Regions from separate parts of the Homo sapiens genome. Here region 1 is linked to region 2. The links are chromatin contacts, found by Hi-C or POLR2A ChIA-PET in ENCODE. All regions are on one chromosome and are shown on one strand. Each heading gives the region's core, a stretch centred on a gene start or an enhancer-like site at or near the end of the contact. The rest is flanking DNA. Distances are from core to core; before and after follow the strand shown. Region 1 overlaps MYLK2 (myosin light chain kinase 2). Region 2 overlaps TTLL9 (tubulin tyrosine ligase like 9).

Region 1 (4,946 bases), core at 1,671-4,170, 72 kb before region 2:
AGGGGCCATCAAGTGGCCCCAGAGACTCAGTGGGACAAGCATTTGCAAGTTGTTGCCTGGGTGGGAACCTGGGCCCAGAGCTGGTCTCTGCCCAGCCTGGGTGAGAGGGAAGGAAAGGAGGGTGGATCCTGATGGGTGTCTCACCTCCTCTGCAGACAAGGCACCTAAAGGTCCCACAGGTGAAAGACCCCTGGCTGCAGGGAAAGACCCTGGCCCCCCAGACCCAAAGAAAGCTCCGGATCCACCCACCCTGAAGAAAGATGCCAAAGCCCCTGCCTCAGAGAAAGGGGATGGTACCCTGGCCCAACCCTCAACTAGCAGCCAAGGCCCCAAAGGAGAGGGTGACAGGGGCGGGGGGCCCGCGGAGGGCAGTGCTGGGCCCCCGGCAGCCCTGCCCCAGCAGACTGCGACACCTGAGACCAGCGTCAAGAAGCCCAAGGCTGAGCAGGGAGCCTCAGGCAGCCAGGATCCTGGAAAGCCCAGGGTGGGCAAGAAGGCAGCAGAGGGCCAAGCAGCAGCCAGGAGGGGCTCACCTGCCTTTCTGCATAGCCCCAGCTGTCCTGCCATCATCTCCAGGTGAATATCCCCTCCTGGGAGTGGGGAGGGGTCCTGTGGTTCTGTCCCTAGGGGTCCTGCTTAATTCCCTTGTCTTAGGCATGGTTATCATCACATTCAGTGCTGGGGAGTGTAGTTCTGACATTCAGTTTCCTCTGTCCTGTGAATTGCCTCTACCGCCTTGTCCCCTGCAGAAACCAGAACCCTGCCACAATTCATACAAGACTGGAGTAAGAGAGACCCTCAAAGACTGCCTAGGTTGAACATATCTTCTCTAGGCTTCTGGGGTCCGAAGTTCCCCTTACTCCATGGGCTTGGGTCTAGCCAAGGGCAGGGTTGAGATGGCAGGCAGAAAGGCTAAAGGTGTCAGGCAAAAGGCTGTGTATTTCCTAGGACATCCAGTATTTTCCTGTTCTTCTTAATATAATTATTGGTAAGATATGAAAAGATGACTAATAACCAGATTGGAGGATCATTGATAATATTTTCATAACCATAATATAGCACATGTGTGATGCCATCAGTTATACTTACCTGAATGCTAATGAGGTCATTAATGATATATTGTAAGCCACAATAAGAACATTTACCATATCACTTTGATAATTATGTATCAATTATATCACAACAGATTTTATGAATCAAGAGCTACATAACTCCCTAGTTGTATCCACATGATGATTAACCATATCAACAATCCTATTAATAGTTATTAATGATGTATTAGTGTGTTGGTAGTCAAGATAATGACCACAGCCATGAACATCCCTTAATTTTGTACCAGGTGAATTTGGCTGTATTACACCATGCATTTGGGGTGGGGTTGGATTAGCTCTGCAGATTGCATTGAGACTTGCCTGATGCCACAGGCTGTGGCCGCTGAGGGCTTCACCTCTGTGTTCTCACCTTCTAGTTCTGAGAAGCTGCTGGCCAAGAAGCCCCCAAGCGAGGCATCAGAGCTCACCTTTGAAGGGGTGCCCATGACCCACAGCCCCACGGATCCCAGGCCAGCCAAGGCAGAAGAAGGAAAGAACATCCTGGCAGAGAGCCAGAAGGAAGTGGGAGAGAAAACCCCAGGCCAGGCTGGCCAGGCTAAGATGCAAGGGGACACCTCGAGGGGGATTGAGTTCCAGGCTGTTCCCTCAGAGAAATCCGAGGTGGGGCAGGCCCTCTGTCTCACAGCCAGGGAGGAGGACTGCTTCCAGATTTTGGGTAGGCCAGGGGCAGGTGGGGGCTGGGGCTGCCCTGGGGCCAGGGGGAGGGAAGGGGGCTGTCAGTCCCAAGTCTACCTATTCGGAGGTCTGAACTGCCCTGAGCCAAGCCTTACCCAGGCCCATTCATCTAAGGGTCACACAACTCCAGAAAGTATTCCTTTTTTAACGTATGTTTATTCATTTGTTTATTTGTTTTAAAAGATAGGGTCTTGCTACGTTGCCCAGGCTGGCTTCAAACTCCCAGCCTCAAGTGATCCTCCCACCTTGGCCTCCCGAGTAGCTGGGACTACAGGCGTGTACAACCATACCTGGCTTTCTTCAATCTTATTTTTTAAGATGTATTTTTATTTTTAAATTTAGTATTCCCTTTTGATAGATGGGGAAAGGAAGGCTCAGAAAAAGGAAAATGAAGTGCCCAAACATATCCAGTGAAGACAGGATTTGAACCTGTCAGGCCACCCAGACTCCAGAACCCACTTTTGAGTTTTTTCTACTTTGACTAAAATGAAGTTAAAAAAAAGAAAAATCAGGCAGATTATTGGAGCAACACAAACTCCCTGGGCAATGGAATTTGGAGTCAATCTGTAGAAGGGCTCAAATGCCAGGCTTAGTAGCTAAACTGTATAGTGGGGTGGGGTCGTGGGAGCTATAGAGGGCTCATGCGCTGAGGAGCACAGGTGCCTGTGTGTGGGAGCAGTGACCAAGGAAGCTGGGCATGTGCAATGGGGCAGGACTGTGGAGTGGCCTTCATTGATGATTAGACAAGCAGCCCGTGGCTTGTTCATGGGCTGCAGAGAGCACTGAGTGTGAGTGAGCTTGGCCAGCAGGTGAATAGGGAAAGGGCCTGGGCAGGGGTGCGGCAGGGCTGGGGGTGGGGTGAGATGGGGTCAGGAGAACCCAGAGTGTCCTGACACCCCCCTGCCTCCAGGCTGAAGTGCCCTGGGAGACCCGCCAGCCTGCCTGGTGAGCGGCACCGTGCCACCCAGACAGGGTGGGAGGACCTGGCGGCTGGGCGGCAGCCAGGAGCCCTGCCTCCGCCCCTAGCAGCCGCAGAGACCTCCGCCCCGCCCCGAAATCGCATCCTAGAGTGACAGGATCTGAACCACCTCCAAAGGCCGTTTGATTTATCACCAGCCCGGCTTCCCTGCCGCCTCTTGCTATTTATAAAGAGGTTTCCATTCCTGATGACCGCCTGCCGGCCTGCCAGCCTTCAGGGCGAGCGGTTCCCCACACTTGCCGCTAGGTGGCGCCCTCTCCCCACCAAACAGCACGGTCCCCGGTCCCGCCCCGCCATGGGTGGTCTGGCCAGATTGCGGTGTTATTAGGATGGAGGGTGGGCAGGTCCCACCACCTACCCCATTATTCAGACATAGCAACCCCACTGCCTGGCATTCCGCTTTATAGCTGCTGTGTTTGATTGTTTTTGGTGGAAATGCAGATAGCTTGGGATGGAGTCCTTGTGTCTTATAATGCAGAGGGTCCAAAAAGTCCAAGCTCCCATCCCGTTTGTTCTGCCAGGAGAAGCTGGTCCTCCCTGATAGGAGTGTTGTGTTGGTGGCAGAACTGATATTGGAAACTGGGCCCCATAGCCCCTATCCTGGAGCCAGGTGTCCCCCAGGTATCACTTGGTGAACTTAACTTCCCTAGATGGGGCCCAGGCCAGCAGGAGGGGTGGTGCCAAGGGGAATCCTCAGCAGCCCCTGGCACTGACCATGAGGGCTGTGCTCTGTCCCCCAGATGATTGCCCGCCACCTCCGGCCCCCTTCCCTCACCGCATGGTGGAGCTGAGGACCGGGAATGTCAGCAGTGAATTCAGTATGAACTCCAAGGAGGCGCTCGGAGGGTGAGATCTGGGACCCCAGCTGGGCACTCATGGACAGAGAGTACACCGGGCTCCTGTGGCTTCACATTTCCCCTGTGCAAGGCCCAGACACACACCCCGCTGAGACATGGCCACATGGACATGTTCACCTCTGTGTGGGACACACACTGTGTGCAGCTGTCACATGCTGATGTGCACTCAGTGTTGCTGTCACTTACTCAGACGCACCGTCAGCCATTCAGTGCTTCCGTAGGAAATACACAGCATTTTTCTGTCTGTCTCAGCTCCAGGCACCACACTGACCCCCTCATGGTGATTCCTGCTTTGTAAAAAGCCCTGACTCAGTCTTATACCTCTGCAGATCCTCCCTCTGCCTGAAGGTGCCCTCCCCCAGGGCCCAGGGCCTGCCTGCCCTAAACCTCTAAGGGTCGCATCCCAGGGCCATCCTCCCTACACGCCTGCTCTTCCTGTGCACGTGGTCTGTGTGGTTCAAAGAACCTGCTTCAGCCATTGTCCTGGCAGAACAGCTCACAGCTTCAGGAGGGAGTCAGGGCTGGCTGGGGTGAGTGCTCCCATCTCACCAAAGGGGATCCAGAGGCACCACTGGGTCTGGGACCAAGTTAGGATCAGAGCAAAGGATGCCACTGACCCCGGTGGGCTCTGGGGTCCCCTCACTTACAGCCTCTTCTCTTTCCAGTGGCAAGTTTGGGGCAGTCTGTACCTGCATGGAGAAAGCCACAGGCCTCAAGCTGGCAGCCAAGGTCATCAAGAAACAGACTCCCAAAGACAAGGTAGTGAGGTTGCGGGGGTGGTGGCTGCCCAGGATGGGGAGGGGATCCTTGGAGTGGGCACCTCTCGCCTCCCTCCACCAGCGCTGCTGAACCTGGGGCCTGGTATGGGAGTTTGTTGCAGTGAAAATACTACACAGATAGAGAGATGGATGGACAGCCCTGCAGCAGGGGCCTGAGGACCCTACCCATAACCAGATACTTCAGTTAGTGAACTTATCTGGGGACTTCCCTTTTAGGCATGGGATATTCATGCCCTCTGGTTCAATTCAACAAACACTGATGAGTGTGGGCTCTGGGCCAGGCCCTGTGCTGGGCACTGGGGGTCTGGGAGTGAAGTGGGTGTGGTCTCCACCCTCAGGGAGCTGAAGCCAAGGTAAACAAGCCTGGCCTAGAGCTTTGCCTCTAGTACCCACGGCCTGGGCTGGGTTCAGAGGAGGCCACGAGCAGTGTTTGTTGAAGGAATGAAAGGATGCAGGCAGGTAGAGTGAGGGAGTCTGCTGTGTGAGGAGGTAATAGCAACCTCGTGTGACCACAGCTGTGACTCAGGGAAACTGCGGGGTAGCA
Region 2 (5,025 bases), core at 472-2,971:
TTCTGGGATTACAGGCGTAAGCCACTGCGCCTAGCCAAAGTCAGCTGTTCTTGTCTTCCACTCCCACTCTCCACCACCCTCACCCCTCTATGCGATGTGTCTTTTTTCCTCAGGCTTTTTTTTTTTTTTAAGACTGTTCTGTTTTTCAGCAATTTGACTATGGTTTACCTGGGTGTAGTTTACGTTGTGTCTGTCTTGCTTGGGGTTAATTGAGCATCTTGGATCTGTGAGTTGATAATTTAATCAAATTTGGAAAATTTTTTAGCCATCATTTCTTCAAAAAATATTTTCTGTCCTATCTCTTCCCCATCTCTTTCTTGAACTTCAGTTATATGTATGTTAGACTGCTTGATATTATCTCACGAGTCACTGAGGTTCTGTTCATGTATAAATTTTTTCTCTAATTCAATTTGAACAATTTCAATTAGACTGTTTTCAAATGTACGGTTTTTCCTTCTCAATGCCTAGTCTCTTGTTAAGCACATCCATTGAACTTTCAATTTCAGATATTATAGTTTTCCCTTCTAGAATTTCCATTTGGTTCTTTTTTTTTTTTTTTTTTTTTTTGAGACAGGGTCTTGCTCTGTCACACAGGCTGGAGTGCAGTGGTGCGATCATGGCTCACTGCAGCTTTAACCTCCTGGGCTCAAGTGATCCTCCCACCTCAGCTCCCCAGGTAGCTGGGACTACAGGCACGTACCACCATGCCTGGCTAATTTTAAAACTTTGTGTAGAAATGGGGTCTCACTGTGTTGCACAGGCTGGTCTTGAACTCCTGGGTGATCCTGCCACCTCAGCCTCCCAAAGTATTGGGATTACAGGTATGAGCCACTTGGCCATTTGGTTCTTTTCTGCAGTAACTCATCTATTCACACATTGTATCCATCTTTTCCCATAAATCCTATAACATATTTATAATAATTTTTAAATTTCTTCTCTAATGATTCTGATAACTGGGTCATTTATGGGTTTATTTCAGTTGGCTCTTTTTCCTCTTGATTATGTATTACATTTCCCTGCTTTGCTATTGCATGTGTTATATTTTTAGAACTGCACTCTGGATATTGTGTATGAAAAACAATTGTATATCATAATTTTTTAGTCTTTATATACATATACATATATACACATACATACACACACTTTATATATATATACATGTATATACACACACACACACACACACACACATACGTACACACACTTTATAGAGTATGCGAGCTCCTTCCTCTGACTAGCAGGTTTAGGGGCTGATCATTCAGATTCCTCCTAAAGCTGAGTTGAACATGGGTTGGGCTGCAGCTTTAATTAAATTGCGTGTACTCCAATCCAACCTCCTTCACTGCCGTCTTGAGCTTGTTAGTATTTGAGCTATGTGGGGCTGCAGTGCTGATTATTGTTTAATTTATTTTTATTTTTAGAGACAGTGTCTCACTATGTTGCCCAGTCTGGTCTCCAACTCCAGTTTTTCATCCATCAACATAAAAAAATAGAGACAAATCTCCAAGTAAAAAGGTTTTATTTGGGAATAATATACAAGAAGTAGAACTGCAATCCAGGATGTCCACATAGACTAGGGCAGCCCCCAGCATGTCTGAGAACAAAGGAAAAGTTTAGGGTTCTCTTGGGGAAAGAGGAGATTTACGTAAGTTGTTTCAAAAGAAAGTTCATTGGCGCTAGCAGTGTTTTTTATGAGAGCTGGCGAGTTCAGTAGCAGATTGGTGAGTGTCAGTAGTTGCTAGGTAGGACTTGGAGTCTCGGAGTTCTTGTTAGGCCCTTGCAGTTTTGGATTGGGCCTGAGAAACCGTGTCAGGCTAGTGTTCCTGTGTTAGCTGCTAGCTGCCCTTGTGCTGTTAGCAGTACTCTTGTCTCATGTGGGAAGCTGTGGTTTGGAAAATGTTCTTGTGAAAGTTCTTATTATCTGGCAAATCATGCATGAGACTCCTCCCTTCATGACCTTTCCTGGCTCTGTATTTTTATTTTTTTACTTTTTATTTTTTGAGATGGAGTCTCACTCTGTAGCCCAGGCTGGAGAGCAGTGGTGTGATCTCGGCTCACTGCAGGCTCTGCTTCCCAGGTTCCAACGATTCTCCTGCCTCAGCCTCCCGGGTAGCTGGGATTACAGGCACATGCCACCATGCCCGGCTAGAAGCTGGGAAAGGCAAGGAAACAAATTCTCCCATAGAGCCTCCAAAAGGAATGCAGCCATGCCAACCCATTTCAGTCCCTCTGCCTTCTGGAACAGTAAGGTTATTCATGTATTTATTTATTTATTTATTTATTTATTTATTTATTTATTTATTGAGACAGGGTCTCGCTCTCTTGCCCAGGCTGGAGTGCAGTGGCACAGTCTCGGCACACTGCAACTTCCATCTCCCGGGTTCAAGCGATTCTCCTGCCTCAGACTCCCCAGTAGCTGGGATTACAGGCACCAGCCACCATGCCCGGCTAATGTTTGTATTTTTAGTAGAGATGGGGTTTCACCATGTTGTCCAGGCTGGTCTGGAACTCCTGATCTCAGGTGTTCTGCCTGCCTCAGCCTCCCAGAGTGCTATGATTACAGGCATGAGCCACTGCGCCCGGCCTGATTTTTTTGTATTTTTAGTAGAGACGCGGTTTCACCATGTTGGTCAGGCTGGTCTCCAGCTCCTGACCTCAAATGATCTGCCCGCCTCAGCCTCCCGAAGAGCTGGGATTATAGGCGTGAGCCACCTAGCCCGGCCCCCTGGCCCTATTTTGCCAGGGTTTGACACAAGTGATTCCATTTTGAATCTGACAACTTTCACACACCACTAATTATAATGTTAGCTCGAGTTTTTTTAAGATGCTTTTATCAAGTTGATGAAGTTCCTCTCAGAGTTTTTAAATGAATGAGTGTTTAATTTTTGTCAAATGCCTTTTCTGCATCAATTGATATAATCATGTGATTTCTCCATTTTAGTCTGTTAATATGACTGATTACATTGTTTTTTTTGTTGTTGTTTTGGTTTTTTTTGAGACAGTCTCTCTCTGTCGCCCACACTGGAGTGCAGTGGTGCTATCTCGGCTCACTGCAACCTCTGCCTCCCCAATTCAAGCGATTCTCCTGCCTCAGCCTCCTGAGTAGCTGGGACTACAGGTGCCCACCACCACGCCTGACTAATTTTTGTATTTTTAGTAGAAATGGGATTTCACAATGTTGGCCAGGCTGGTCTTGAACTCCTGACCTCAAGTAATCTGCCTGTCTCAGCCTCCCAAAGGGTTAGGATTACAGGCGTGAGACACCATGCCTGGCTCATGGATTAATTTTTGAATATTGAACCAGCCTTGCCTACTGGAATAAACTCCGCTTGGTTATGGTGTATAGTCCTTTTTATATATTGCTGAATTCTATTTGATTGCATTTTGTTAAGGATTTTTCCATCTACATTCATAAGGGATATTGGTCTGTGGTTTACTTCTTGTGTACTGTCTTTGGTTTTGATATCAGGTTAATACTAGCTTGGCAAAATGAATTAGGAAATTCTCCCTCCTCTTCTATTTTCTGGAAGAGATTGTGTAGGATTGGTGTTAATCCTTCTTCAAATATTTGGGGAAATTCTCCAGTGAAACCACTGAGCCTGGAGATTTCTTTTTTGGGAGGTTTTGAATTATGAATTCAATTTCCTTAATAGCTATAGAGCTATTCAAATTACCTATTTCATATTGGATGAGTTGTAGTAATTGTGCTTTTTGAGGAATTGTTCCATTTCATCTAAGCTGTCAAATGTAGGTGTGTAGAGCTGTTAGTAGCATTTCCTTATTGTGGCTGTGATACCTGCGGGCTCCATAGCGGTAGCCTCTGTTTCAGTCCTCATATTGGGTAGTTGAGTCTTTCCTTTGTCAGTCTTGCTGACAAATAGGTTTGTAGATTTTATTGATCTTTCCAGAGAACTTGCCTTTTATTTTACTGATTTGCTATAATGTTTTTCTGTTTTTGATTTTATTGATTTCCAGCTCTCCTCTAGGCCCCCTTTAACATCACCCCAGAGTGGGAGGGGCACTTCATTACGGCCAGACTGGGGAGGAAGTCCAGGCTCCACACATGGTCTCCACTGCTGCAGTGGGGGTGGGAGGCTCATTACCGCCTGGCAGGGATGAAAGCCTGGCTCTGTCTGTGGCCTTCTCTGACAGCACCGAGCGGGGGTGTTGGGTGCCCTGCTGCAAACTCAGGGGAAGTCTGGACTCCCTACTCGGCCTTTCCTGGCATCACTGGGAGTGGGCCACAGATGTGTTCTTGGGGGTCTGGCTGGAGTAGAGCAGTGATTGCCCAAGTCCTCTGTCTGGCTAGGCCGCTCCTTTCTTGGTCCTTTGGCTAGGACGGGGTGCTTTTGTCGAAGCTTTTGTCGTCTATGCCCATTGGCATTTCTGGGTTGGTGGCTTTTCATCTCCATATCTGAACTATATGAGACAAAAAGGAAACCCAGGGAATTCACCACCATGTAGTTCCCGTGGTCCTGAAATCTCCAGCCAGTCTGCCTTCTTCTCTTTCAGTCTTATATTTGTTTTATAGATAGTATCTTGAGTTTTCAGTTGTATCAGTAGGAGGAATAGGAAAAAGTACATCTGCTTCATCTTCCCAGATGATTGCCAGGAGAGGGCTTTGCAAATACTTATCATTTCATGTAAGGATTAGTCATAGCACATGGAAAGCAACCAGACCATGCCTGGCACATAGTAGGCTTGGATACAATGATCGTTATTTTTCAATGATTTGAAGATTCTGTAATTCTCAATCTGATTATGTTAAGTGTTATCATGCTCTAATGCTAAATTCTGAAATACAGTGTGGAACTTTCCAGGTATGGAACTTGACTTCTCTTCCTCCTTTTTTCCTCTCCTTGCGCCATCCTAGGAAAATCATTGATCCTGAGCAAATGTTCATTGCCTTGTCTTGCAGAGAGCAGAGAGCATCGATCCGGTTCAAGACCACCCTCATGAACACACTCATGGACGTCCTTCGCCACAGGCCAGGATGGGTGGAAGTGAAGGAGTAAGACCCTCCCC

Evidence for each region. A loop is a pair of places that touch in the nucleus more often than their neighbours do. ChIA-PET counts read pairs that join two places held with the same protein, here RNA polymerase II (POLR2A). Pooled maps may share reads with other maps.
Region 1: a loop to region 2 is called in a pooled map, with 2.2 times the contacts of the local background. The contact joins two enhancer-like sites. A Hi-C loop is called at or near these places in 1 of 168 maps with a recorded cell type or tissue (transverse colon), 1 of 37 single-sample maps with no recorded cell type and 7 of 50 pooled maps. POLR2A ChIA-PET finds 5 or more read pairs at or near these places in 6 of 52 experiments (CD8-positive, alpha-beta memory T cell, GM12878, HEK293 and 3 more).

Annotation. Positions count from the first base shown.
Region 1 is chr20:31,819,971-31,824,916 of GRCh38, forward strand. It overlaps MYLK2 (myosin light chain kinase 2), which reads left to right. Exons shown (of 13, transcript NM_033118.4): 3 at 156-576; 4 at 1,469-1,767; 5 at 3,507-3,612; 6 at 4,289-4,382. Among named protein-coding and RNA genes, the nearest start is that of MYLK2, 3.1 kb to the left of the region's middle. RefSeq lists enhancers at 1-411, 2,741-2,800, 3,268-3,795, 3,796-4,322, 4,523-4,946 and a silencer at 3,101-3,150. Within about 2 kb of position 2,921, at least 8 of the 41 ENCODE cell types and tissues checked have a DNase peak (open chromatin) inside an H3K27ac peak, as active enhancers do.
Region 2 is chr20:31,893,555-31,898,579 of GRCh38, forward strand. TTLL9 (tubulin tyrosine ligase like 9) reads left to right here. Exons shown (of 15, transcript NM_001008409.5): 4 at 4,919-5,011. Among named protein-coding and RNA genes, the nearest start is that of TTLL9, 25 kb to the left of the region's middle. RefSeq lists an enhancer at 1,532-1,581. Within about 2 kb of position 1,722, at least 14 of the 41 ENCODE cell types and tissues checked have a DNase peak (open chromatin) inside an H3K27ac peak, as active enhancers do.